Regions from separate parts of the Mus musculus genome. Here region 2 is linked to region 1. Evidence: chromatin loops called from intact Hi-C (ENCODE). Cell type or tissue: left cerebral cortex. All regions are shown on one strand. Links, peaks and the distances in the headings refer to the core of each region. The heading gives the core; the rest is flanking DNA. Region 1 holds the start of Dapk2 (death-associated protein kinase 2). Region 2 has its middle 13 kb from the start of Herc1.

Region 1 (6,602 bases), core at 720-5,719:
AAGTAGAGCGCTCCAAGTAAAGGCCCGAGAAGGTATGTGTTAGAAGATGTGTAATGTGTGGTAGTTGTTAAAATCATTACACATTTGTGTACCCAATGGTTAATTGTTAAAAAAGATTTGTCTTCAGACAAACTAGAAGAGGATGTCAGATTTCATCACAGATATTTGTGAGCCACCGTGTGGTTGCTGGAATTTGAACTCGGGACCTTTGGAAGAACAGTCAGGGCTCTTAACCGCTGACCCATCTTGCCAGCCCCGATTTGTTGTATTTTTAATCATGTGTAATTGTAGATGTCTGTGTTGGTGTGTACACACGTGAGTGCAGATGCCCTCAGAGGTCAGAAGAGGACACTAGTCCTCCAGAGCTGAAATGACAGGGCTTGTGAGCTGAGCTGCCCAACATGGGTGCTAGGGACCAAATGCTAACCCTTTGAAAGAACATTACAGCCTTAATTACTGAGCCAGCTTTCTAGCCCCTCTGGATTTTTTTTTTTTTTTTTTTTTTTTTTTTTTTTTTAAGATGGGCTCTGGGCTGGAGAGATGGCTTAGAGGTCAAGAGCACTGGCTGCTCTTCCAGAGGTCTTAAGTTCCATTCCCAGCAACCACATGGTGGCTCACAACTATCTGTAATGAACTCTAGTGCCCTCTTCTGGTATGCAGGCATATGCAGGAGACTGCTGTATACATAATGAATAAATAAATCTTTTTTTTTTTTTAAAGGATGGGTTCTTGCTCTGTTGCCTGGAGTCTCCTGGGTGTCGTGATTGGTGCATGCCACCCTGCCAGGTTATCAGCATATCTAGTATCTTCTCTTGGGGGTGTGATAACTGATGTCCATTGTCATTTTGGCAGGACAGAATCATCTAGGACACACACTGAAAGAAGAGTTTCTAGACTGGGTTAATTGAGGGGGAAGACCCACTCTACATGTGAGTGGTACCATTCCATGGGCGTGGGGTTCCCGACTGAGTAAAAAGGCAAAAGAGAGTGGAGGAAGCTCTTTGTGTGTGTGTGTGTGTGTGTGTGTGTGTGTGTGTGATCAGCTGCTTCGTGCCCCTGCTGCCTGCTGCCCTGCTGCTTTGATGGACCATGCCCTTGAACTGTGAACCAAACGAACTTCCTTCCTTATGTGGCTTTTGTCATATGTTCTGTTGCAGAAAGTCCTACAGGATAGAGGACAGCTGTGGTTTCTTCCCGTGCCATTACCTACATGCTCAACCTAACATGCTTTTACGTGCTCAACCTAGCATGCCTTTAGTAATTAGGTTTGGGATAGCATGCAATCTATGGAGATCAAAATGGACAAGATGTTGTTTTGCTCTTGTTGAAAGTGAACCTTAATCATAGTTACGACATGGTCAGGGAAAATGACAAGAAAGAATTGAACTGAGGTGGCAGGGTTCAGAGTAGAGTGGCTTTAAGAGAGTGGACTCCAGGAATGCAGGAGCATAATGAAATTTGTGTTTTGTATCAGCAAGGCTAGGATGGTTTGTCACACAGCAACAGACTTAAAAATGGGGGAGGAGGTATCTGGGGCTGGTTGGAGGATGAGGGACCTCGCTACTGTGGTGGCCACTGTGTGTGTGTGTGTCCTTCCCTCTGTCCACTGACTTCAGAAGCCATCAGATGGTAGCTACTTCTCTCTAGCATGCTATTCTGAGGAGAACCCCAGAACCTGCACAAACCTGAAAGTCACACGCAAGTGAAGGTCTGGGATCTTCCCTGAGACTGTTCAAGACACAATGAGAGAGTTGGGCGGTACTCAGTGGCATTTTCAGGGTTCCTGGTGTTGAAAAGGCTGAGGGGTAGTGTGCTCCTTGGGCACATTTCACATGTCACCCTCCGCCAGTGCTACTCAGGACTTCACTGGAAGCTACCAGAAGGGTTGTTGTTCCCACTTTCTGGTGGCTGACCACACATGGATGATAGGGCAGGACTTTGGACTACACCCATGACTCAGAATCTTACATCCTTAGCTCTAGGGAGGATCCCTAAGGGGGGATCTGTGCTACTTTTCTTGTTGCTGTGAGAAAGTACTCAAGGGGTGGGGGAGGCAACTCAAGAACGGGCTCACAGTTAGAAGGTATAGGGTATAGTCCATCATGGCAGCAGGAGCGTGGCGCAGCTGGGTACATTGTGCCCAGCCTCAGGAAGGGGGGGGAGGGGAAGGGGAGGGGGAGGGAGAGAGAAATATGAGGTGAATCCTGGTTCTCTGTTCACAGAGAGCCCTCTAAACTGCACAGATCTGAAAGGTCACACGCAAAGGTCTGGGATCTTCCCGGAGGCTGTCCCAGATATTGCAGCAATGGTCAGAGAAGAGCAGCCCTCACTAGCCAGTTTCTCCTCACCGATTTTTTTTTTTTAATTCCTGGACCCCAGCCCGTGGACCATTGCTGTGCACATCTAGGGCTGGTCTCACTAAAGCTCTGGAAACACAATCTAGAAATTCCTATAGGCATACCCAGAGGTTTATCTCCTGATTGTAAATCCAGTCACATTGACAGTGTTAGCTGTCACAGTGACTTAGGGCTGGAGGCTCTAGGTGGCCATCCTTAAAATGTCTCTGGTCTTGAATGGAGACCATTGAACTTCAGTTTTGTTTCCAGCCACCAACGCTACCACTGATATTTTCTCCTTCTGATAATTTGCAAAAGGAAGGGAGAATCAACTCCCAAGTCCTTCATTAAGACAGGCTTAATGGTGATACACGGACTACACTCAAGAATGGTGCCAGGGTTGGCGTGGTAATAGGCAAATATGGGCAGTCTTCAAGCTGGGCCGGGAATGAGTGGGGCACATGAGAGCTTCCTACCCTTGTGTGGAGCGAGGTCCCCAGAGAATCTGATCAGTCAGGGTGTGCGTGGGTGGGGACGAAGGGCAGAGAAATTCTGTTTTCTGGCAATTGTGCTGGGTTGTGAAGTGCGTTGATCATTAGCTTACTCAAGTTGATTCGTTCCAGGTGGCACAGCATGTGAGAGACAGGGCGGGAAGGGACGAGCATCCAAGTCCTCACCTCGGGGCGGTCCCGCGGGGGTTCCAGCAGGGGGCGCCCCGAGCTCCGGGCCGAGTGTCCGGGCGCGCCTCCAGCCGGCGCCTGGGACCGGGCTGGCCGCTCCGCCCCCTCTGCTCCTCGGCGGCTCTGCGGGCGGACGCCGGGCGCAGGGAGCAGAGCAGAGCGGAGCGCCGCGCACCCCGCCGCGCCCCGGTGCACGTCCAGCTCTCCGCACATGCAGCGCAGCCTTTCGCCGTGAGTAGCGCCCGGGCCGCGGGATTCGACGGCAGCAGTGGCTGGGGTGGTCGGGCATTGCCTGTCTAGGATATAGCCGTTCTGTGGTTTGTGCGCTGGGACGGCACCCGGAGGCCAGTCTGCAGGCTACTACTACCTCGGGGTGCCTCCTAAGCTTGACACTCTGGTCCCAGAGACGGGATGGGGATTGACGGACAGAGGCCTGACATCTGGGCAGGAGAATGGAAACAACCATGCATCAAGTTTGGCCCCCTCAAAAGTCCCCAATAGGAGAGAAACAAGCCCAGCCTCTGTGGGCTCACACCTCCTCCTCCCCGCCTCAGCCCGGGAGGTTGCTTCCTGTGAAATGAACCTCCAGTGTGGCCTAACAGCTGCGGGCAGGTGGAGGGACACTCCCTGGTTCCCTGTCATCTAAAGGTAGCTGGGGGCAGCTCTTTTGGTTTCTGACACTAGTTCCCAACTAACTGGCTTGGCATCCTAGGGGAATTTTGTTGACTAAAAGTGGCTGGTACCTTGACTGCTTCAGAGTTGGGTTCAAAGCCCTCCCTGTCTCCACCTGCCCGCCGGTTAAGTTTTTGGCATCTAAAGTCATGGTATTGATAGACCAGTAGCTGTCTTTGGAGGCTTGACTGAAGTGTCAGGAATGGGTGGGTATCTGTTGCCCCGGGACAACAAACTACCTGCTGGAGGGAATAAACCAGCCAACCCTGACAGCTTCTCTAGAGCCTTCTATTCTGTTAGATGTGGGGGGCAAACAGTCCGGCTGCCCAAAGAAGCTGAACCTTTTATTAAAAGACTGAGTTTTTCTCATGTCAACTCAGGGAGGTGGCTGACCTTCTGAGCCCCAACATCCTTATCAGGGATCATCCAAAGGGGTTCTGTGATGCTAGAGTCTCCTCCCTTCTGCTGGCACTGCTGGCAGTTTCCCCAGACCTGAGTCTGAGGATTCTTCATGTGTGTGTGTATGTGCGCACGTGTTCCAAACCACTGCCTGTCCCTGCCAAACTTGGGCACCTTCTCCTTGGAACTGTTCTCCCAGAAGCCACTGGCTTTCCAGTCCTGAGCCATCCATGGAGGAGTTGTGTGGGTATCAAGAGAAGCCCTGGGAAGTTTGATGGCCTAGCTGTGCCATGGTGGAAAGGTCCCTTTCCCTCTCTGGACCTCAGATTTCTCCTTTTGTCTAACAAGTGACTTAGACCCGATCCCAGTGGGTTCAGACTTTTGTTTCAATGTTAAGTTTTTACCCCAAACCCCAGTCCACAGCAAGGATACCGTGGGATGGGAGTGCTCTGTATCACTTCCTCAGCCTGCTGACTTCTGAGGAAGAGAGTAAACTGGAAAGGTAACTGGGAGGTCCCTTTCTGTGGGGTCCCAGGAGGTCTATGTTACCTCCTAGAGTGTTGCTTGCCATTAAGGCCATGGGTAGGAAGGAGAATTCCCAGGGCCCCCTTGGGAGGATTGTTCACATCCAGATGGGTGTCATCTTTGCAAGGTAGCCTGAGTCTCGGGTCAAAAGGCATAGTCATGTGCCTTGCCTCTGATATGTGGTTTTCAGCTTCTCAAAATTGGTGGTTATAACTCTACCTTCGAGTTACTGCACTTGACTCTGAGAATTTATCAATTGAAATGAGAATTGCTCTTGTGGAGGTGTGATGGGAGGGTGATGAGCTGCCACGGGTGTTTCATTTCGTATGGAGTATCTGAGCTGTAGCCATGAGCAAGAAGCCTGGGCCCTAACTGGAAATTACCATCTTATATTACCTTATAGTACCTGCTTATGTTAGCTACTCCCTAGGGGACAGAGGTGAGAATATTACACCCTTTGCCTTAGTGAGGCTCCAAAAGCATTTCACATATGTCATCTTACTTATAAGAAAGATCTTTCTTAGGGTGTTGGAGAGATGACCCAGTGGTTAAGAGCACTGGCTGCTCTTCCAGAGGACCTGGGTTCAGTGTTCAGCACCAACATGGTGGCTCATGATCATCTGTAACTTCAGTTCAGAGGATCTGATGCCCTCTTCTGGCCTCTTTGGGCACCGCAGACATGTGGTGCATAGACAAACATGCAGGCAAAACAACCATACACCTACAGAGAAATAATTCTACAAAAACAGTCTAAAAAAGAAAGTAGATATTAGTTTACTCCATGCCTCTCACCCCAGGATCTCATATATCCAAGGCTGGCCTTGCACTCATTATGTAGACGAGGGTGACTTTGAACTTCTGGTCCCCCTGCCTCTACCTCTGGAGTGCTGAGATTATAGCTGTGAGCCACCATTCCTGGTTTATGGAGTGCTGAGGATCGAAGCCAAGGCTGCTTTGTGTCTGTTAGGCAAGCATTCTACAGACTGAGCTGAATCCCCAACACTGTTAATTCTCCATTTCGTTTTCTTCTTGGAGATAGGGTCTTACCCTATGGCCCACACTGGCCTGAAACTCAAGGCACACCTTGAGTGCTGGGATTACAGGTGTGTGCCAACCATACCCAGTGCATTTGGCACTGGGGATGGAAACTCGGGCTTTCTATAAAAGTAACTGATAGCTGAGATCTCTCCTCCACCCTGTGGATAAGTCTTCTCCAAATTGAACCAAACAGCATAAGATCTTTTTGTGGGACCTGGTTTCTTTTGTTCTTCGTGCTTCATGCTCCACCCTATTGTGTAGTGACTCCCTTGTTCTATTGATGGGCATTTGGTTGGTTTCAATTTTTAGTTGTTGCTAGGAGTTTAGTTGATGCTACATGGACCATTCTTGCTGCATGTGTTTCTCACAGTACGTTCACAGAGATGGTTCCACAGTATTCAGAGTGATGTTTCGAGGTGTGCACTGCCTGGCAGTGTCTAGGTGTTCTGGTTGCTCTACACACTTACCCCGCAGTATGGTTACTAGGGCTGTTTTCCATGGATGTTAGTTTGAAGCCCAGAAAAACTATCTTGTCCTCAGTTAAGGGCAATGTGGTCGTAAGTAACGGAACCGGGATTTGAATCCAAACCTGTGTGGCTGGATCTCTCTCTTTCTTCAAAATTTATTTTTATTATCTGTGTATGAGTGTTTTGCCTGTATGTATGTCTGCCACATTTGTGCCCGATGCTTGTGGAGGCCAGAAGAGGATGCCAGTTCCCCTGAAATGGCAATTTCAGATGGTTGTGAACCATCATGTGGATGCTGGGAATCAAACCCAGGTCCTTTGCAAGAGCAGTCAGCGTCCTTAACCACAGAGCCGTCTCTCCAGTCTCTTTCTTTTTGAGTCAGGCACAGATTATGAACCAGAATGAGAAAATTCTAACCTAATCCTAATAAGAGACTTTTTCTAGAGTTTAAAGAGGGGAAGAACAGGGTCGTGGAGTTTTACAGA
Region 2 (6,602 bases), core at 764-5,763, 180 kb after region 1:
CCACCCTGCTGTGTGGTGTTTAAAATAGTTGTGTTTTGTCTTGTAAGATTTCAGTCGTTGGGTGTTTTGTTTTGTTTTGTTTTGTTGAGATGAGGTCTTGCTATGGTAGCCTATGCTAGGTTTGAGCTCAAGGCAATCCTTCTGCTTTAGGCTCCTGTGTGTGCCTCTCTGCTCAATTTATTACTTTTCAATATTAAAAAAAGTTTTAGGCCAGGTCAGATGGCATAGGCCTGCAATCCTTCTACTTGGGAGATGGAGGCAAGACAATCAAAAATTCAAGGCCTGCTTGGGCTACAGGGAGAGGTGAAGGCCAACCCAGACAAGTCTTTGAGCTTTTTCTCAAAATACAAAGTAAAAGGTGGACTGGAGGCGATCGCTCATCGATGGAATTACTTCTCTGACAAGATCCAAGTTCTGAGTTTGATTCCCAACACTGAAGAAAAGCAGTTTTAAGCTAAGCATGGTGGTACCCACCAGTGATTTTACATTTAGAAAACTGAGATTGAAGGATTGGAGTTTGAGGTGAGCCTGATGTTCAGAGTGGGACATTGTTTCTAAATAGATAAACACAAGAGAACCATGTATTTTTGGGGCTTCTGCACGGGAGGACTCCTACATGGAGAGAGCTGCTTGGGCATGGAGCCATCTTAGAGAAAGACTGAACTAGAGATACAGTGTGAGACCTAAAGTTTGTAGTGAGCCTGTTTCCTCCCTCTGCCCATGTCTGAAGCTTGGTACAGACATGGAATATTTAGTTACATGAAGCATTAAAGTTACTTAATGGCTTTGGTTTGCAAACCAAAGAGTCTGTTCCCATCTCTGGAGGTCAAGAGGCAGGTGAGTAGTTCTCAGTGAACGGCTGGCTCTGCTCAAAGTTTGGCAACATCCTTCACTGTCTGTCCGTAGCTAAGGCATCACTATGCCACGCAAGCAAACCCGTTCACCTTTGTTCTTGTGGCCTTGAAAGTTGTATTCCTTTTTTTTTTTAAAGATTTATTTATTTTTATTATATATAAGTACACTGTAGCTGTCTTCAGACACTCCAGAAGAGGGAGTCAGATCTCATTACGGATGGTTGTGAGCCACCATGTGGTTGCTGGGATTTGAACTTTGGACCTTCGGAAGAGCAGTCGGGTGCTCTTACCCACTGAGCCATCTCTGTATTCCTAAAACAGTGAGAGGGGGGAGAAGGGAGAGGGAGAGGGGGAGGGGGAGAGGGAGAGGGAGAGGGAGAGGAGGGAGAGGGAGAGGAGGGAGAGGGAGAGGGAGAGGGAGAGGAGGGAGAGGGAGAGGAGGGAGAGGGAGAGGGAGAGGGAGAGGAGGGAGAGGGAGAGGGAGAGGGAGAGGGAGAGGGAGAGGGAGAGGGAGAGGGAGAGGGAGAGGGAGAGGGAGAGGGAGAGGGAGAGGGAGAGGGAGAGGGAGAGGGAGAGGGAGAGGGAGAGGGAGAGGGAGAGGGAGAGGGAGAGGGAGAGGGAGAGGGAGAGGGAGAGGGAGAGGGAGAGGGAGAGGGAGAGGGAGAGGGAGAGGGAGAGGGAGAGGGAGAGGGAAATGTATGTATGTTTAGGGCAGCTCACTGAGCTTGGCTCTTTCTGGCCTTATTGTTGGATTCAGCAGAGTTCACTTAGCTTGGGAATAACAAGTGTTTTGAGTTTGCTAGAGACAGATAAAAATCTTATTTGGTGGATTTGTCTAGGGCTCAGGAAGAACGAATGGGGCAGCTGTGAGTTTCAGATGTCATTCCCTTCTTCCTCACAAATTTCTTGAGTTCTGAACGAGCAGGACTGGCTTAGTCTCAGCTTTCAGGAAACTAAAAATTGGGCTCGTTGTTGGCCTGTGAATATTTATATCTGGCTCAGAATAGACTATTTTCTTATTTCCTTAAAAACACAAAGATGCTCATAAATCAACATTATTACCCAAGAAACTGATTCAGGCATTGGGTAGGTAGACTACAGCTGAACTTGGAAACCTTAACTGCAAGCTTCAGGTTTCAACAGTGCTGAAGTTTGAAGCCAAACAAACAGTGTATACACTGGGGCATAGCCCAGTCTTCTGATGCTCTCTATGGCATCCTTATCTTTAAGGTTTGCAGAGGATAAGGGGTACATCACGGTTTATCTGCTCATTATAGGGATATCAGGTGAGATACACATAGTGGAAGTGAGTAACTCCTAAACAAAATAAGCTAGTATGAGACAATTAGGATCCAGATCTGTGACCTGTCAGCTCTCTAGAATCAATGAAGTTGCAATCTGTCAAGCAGCCTTGTACAATGTTTGCTAGAGGTGTGCTTGTTGGTTTTTTTGTTTTTAGAATTGCATTTCACAATACTTTCTAGGTTCTTCAGTTTAGGCTTAATATTAAGTTGAGATAAAACAGATTAACAGGGGAAAATTGTAGTTACATTATATGATGCTCAAAGAAGGGCCAGACATTGAGCTTATATAGTATCCTGAGCTATTATAAAGAATTGGGGGTGGTGGAGGGTAAGGGGGGGCGTGGAAGTGGGTGGGAGGTGGGAACTTGCAGAGGCCTACTTCTTTCATCTATCCCTCTCTAGGGTCTGCAGTTTTCATTGAAGTATCTCTTAACCTTAGCCCCTGCTTCAGAAAGCCCAGCCTTTATCCTTTTAGGTTTATGAGATACTATCTCACCATGTAGTCCAAACTAGCCTAGAACTCATTACATAGCTCAGATTGGCCTTAAACTTGCAATCCTCCTGACTCTGCCTCCTGAATGTTAGGACGACATGTCTGTCCCAGCTGGCTTAGCAGCTAAAGAAGCACAACTCAAACTATAAAAAATTTAGTAGCAAGACGGAGGGGCACTCAGTCTTTTAGAAGGAAACATCACTGTGGAGGAGGATACATCTTGATAAGGTTTTTTTGTTTGCTTGAGGATTTTTTGGTGTGTGTGTGTTTGTTTGTTTGTTTGTTTGTTTTTTGAAGTGGGCAATGGGAAGACTGTAGCCCTGGGCAGCCTGGAGGTGTGTCTGAGGTCCAAGAGCTGACTGAACATAGGAGAAAGGTAGGGGACAAAGAAGTTGACCGTGTCTGTTATTTTATCCATTTCTTAGAGCTTGGTTATTCATATATTTTGACTAGCTCTTGCTGATAAAAAAAAGTAGGACATAGTTTGTATTTTAGACTTTGAGGAATGACAAAGCTGTGCTTAAATCCCAGTCTTGCTTTTTATTAGTTGGTGACTTTCACAGAGTCCCTTCCAAATCCCAGGCTCACTTTTCATATACATGTGTGTGTTTACACACACACACACACACACACACACACACACACACAGAGTGAAGATTGCTTGAATTACTCATTTAAAGCCATTGGGCTAGAAGGCTGATGAAGAATATGGAGTAACCATTCTTTAGCTTATGCATATATATATATATATATATATACATATATATATATATATATACACATATACATATATACATGTATACAATGCACCTTTTTTAGGGGCATTCCATATTAAAATCATAAAATCATAAGGCTCATATTTCATTTGCCATTCTATAATTACTTGTCTCAATTTCCCACTTTCCACTTATTTTGCATTATTTCTTTTACTGCTTCATTTTAGTAAGTTCTAAATTATATCTCAAGAGAAGATTCACCTTGCAGGCCATGGGGGAGTAAAAGATTACTTCTATAAATGGCTCAGCACACAGCCTGGCCTATTGTTGGATAATCTCAGTGGTTTAACAAAATTCAAATCATTCAAGTCAGAGAGAAGAGAAACCTCAGCTGCTCCTTTACATGGGTTTCATGGGTAGACTGTGTGGGAAGGCATTTCCTTTAGGAACCACAGACCTAGCCAAGTGTGTTAGCTTTAATCACTGTGATGAAGTACCCACAAAATCAACTGGAGGGAGGAAAGATTGATTCTAGTTCACAGCTCAGAGCTCTCAGTCCATGTTACCTCTCCCTGTTGTGTCTGGGCCACAGCAAGGCAGAGATCTCAGCAGAAAGGCTTGGGGAGCAGAGCTTCTCCAAGAAGCAAAAAAGGGGAGGAAAATGCCAGGGGTAAGGTAAATCTTTCAGGCATTTCCTCCAACTAGGTTCTCTCTCTCTCTCTCTCTCTCTCTCTCTCTCTCTCTCTCTCTCAAAGATTTATTTATTATTATAAATAAGTACACACTGTTGCTGCCTTCAGACATGCCAGAAGAGGGCATCAGGTCTTATTTCAGGTGGTTATGAGCTACCATGTGGTTGCTGGGATTTGAACTCAGGACCTTCAGAGGAGCAGTCAGTGCTCTTAACTGCTGAGCCATCTTGCCAGCCCCTAAGTCCCACCTCTCAATAATGCTGTATTGTGAATTCATCAAGAGATTCAGCCATCGATTAAATCAGAGGTCTTGGGATCCACTCACTGACTCCTCCAGCAGGGGACCAAGCCTTCTATACATTCCATATCACTGCTATAAGACTTGCCTTTCATTTTACATTCCTCAATCACACCTGTCATTTCTTCTCACAACTTATTTTATTCAGGAACTTCTAAACTGTACCCCAACTCCGTCAGAGATGTGGGTCATGGTGTCATCAGAGATAAAGGTCCCCTCTCTTTGCTGTTGTTTTGCTTTCTCAAAGCGTCTGGTGCCACAGGCAATCATGAAATGAAAGGTCTTTCTTCAGGCAACAGATAATTAAAAATAATGACCTACTGAGCATTGGCTGTGGGCCAAGCAATGAGGCTATGAATCATACATGGATTCTTTAATCTTTGCAATAACCTTGTAAGCAGGGATTATCTCAGATTTATGGAGTTGTATATGTTTATTTTGATTTTTAAATGAAGTGTTTGGAAAATGTTTAGAGAGGCTTCACAGATCAGATGCAAGAGGCCACAAGTTCAGTCTCCAGCTCAGTCCCCAGCACCAAAAGAGAAAGGAGGAAAAGAAGGGAGGAGACAGAGGAAAAAAAAAAGAAACAGTGGGGGCTTGGAATATCAATAAAAATACCAGCTGTCATTGCTGCTATAATTATTATTTTGAAACAGGAAGTAGAGGCAGAGATTGGTTGAGTTTCTCATTTAAAGTCATGGGGCTAGAATGACAAAGGATCTTGGGTAACCATTCTTTAGCCTATGTTAGAGCTCCACTGTGTTCCACAACATCTTGATTAAAGCGACATTCATTAATTGATTAACATAACATATTAATCAGTTGAAAATTCTGTGGTGAAAATTCATTTAAGTCCTATGGCAAGCTGACCATCTGACAAATGAAAGCACAGTTTGGAAGTGACACACTTTCCCGCTACATAGCTGTGCTTGCACATATTTCAGTTTGTATGCATCCCCCAAGCACAGCGTCACATGTTCCCCACTCTGTCATAAACGATAGTTTTATGGGGGGTGGGCTGGGGTGGTCTCTCTGAGATGGAGCTAAGGATGGATGCTGATCCAATCCTGGGCAGTCAGCACTGTGTCCGTAGGATTTAGGTCTCTTCTAGGGATGGCAAGAGTTAGATGTAAAGCTTGGGTACTGCCTTCCTCCTAGCTATAGGGACAAAGGTAGTCTGAGCCGAGAGAAATCAAAGCCAACATAGCAAGGAAAGCATAGACACAAGTTCTGTTTGTGTCAATACTCTAGAAGAGGTGGGTTACTGCCCCACTCTCGCTGTTTTTTTCTGTATCCCTTATGCTAAATATCCTCCACTGTTACCTAGGCAAGTTCTGTGCCTTGCTATGAAGAGTCCTAGACCAGGATAATGTCGGCTACAGATGCTACAACTAAAATTACACTGTGGATCCTGATCACACTTTGTTTTATGCTGTTCCTTGTGTCTCGAATGTTCCCTGTTCTCACAGGTCTAGACTAACTGCTCAATCTTCAAGCCTCCACTTCTCATTAAAGGTCTCTGATCCTACCTGCTAGAATTCAGCAATCCCTCTTAAGCCATTTGTTCTTTAAAGGGTAGGAAAGGAGTGGCTTTCTTTGTGTACTGGAGATCCCTCATGTGTGCTATGATTCTATGTAGATAGCTTCTAGAACAATCACTTGGATTGTTTATTTACTGAGTGTATTGTCCCAGTGTCTGCTGTGGAGGATTCTATAAATCCTTTCCCCCATGACCCTGGGTCACCATGTTTTGCTCTGCACTTTCTCATTTTCCTTCCTTAGCATCAATTTTCCACTCCCTGCTGTGGATTGAGGAACTGATCACCTGTGCTTGCTCCCCCAACCCCCAGTTGTGCTCTCTCTCTCTCTCCCTCCCTCTCTCTCTCCGTTCCTCCTCCCCCTTTGCATGTGTGCAGGTCTGTGTTTTCTTTCTTTTCCTTCCCTCTGGTGCTGGAGATTGGTACTTATAAGGCAAACATTCCACCACTGAGCTAAATTTTCAACTCTTTGCTTAGGAGATGGTTCAGCAGTTAAGAGCATTTGCTGTTCTTCCAGAGGACCCAAGTTCAATTCCTAGGATCCATCCACATCAGGTGGCTTGAAACTGCAATTCTAGCTCCAGAGGTCTCTGGCCTCCAGGGACACCTGCATTCATATGAGCATATGCAGGGTCCTTGAACAGTTAGTTTGTCTTGACTCTGATAATAGGGGAATGAAGAAAGGACAAAGGCACACACAGAGAAGC

The links. A loop is a pair of places that touch in the nucleus more often than their neighbours do. Peaks named below come from ENCODE experiments on the same cell type or tissue, not always from the same donor. Only the 100,000 strongest peaks of a DNase experiment are listed, where the experiment ranks them.
Region 2: it touches region 1 in a loop (2.4-fold over the local background); 1 of 42 quality-filtered maps calls a loop at or near these places.

What each region holds. Positions count from the first base shown.
Region 1 is chr9:66,155,094-66,161,695 of GRCm38, forward strand. Dapk2 (death-associated protein kinase 2) reads left to right here and starts at 3,133. Exons shown (of 12, transcript NM_010019.3): 1 at 3,133-3,247. In left cerebral cortex, for the core only: a CTCF peak has its summit at 3,032 (motif pointing right); a DNase peak (open chromatin) is centred at 3,049; H3K4me3 peaks cover 442 bases.
Region 2 is chr9:66,333,753-66,340,354 of GRCm38, forward strand. No RefSeq gene overlaps it. Among named protein-coding and RNA genes, the nearest start is that of Herc1, 13 kb to the right of the region's middle. In left cerebral cortex, for the core only: no CTCF peak of the experiment used is centred there; a DNase peak (open chromatin) is centred at 3,781.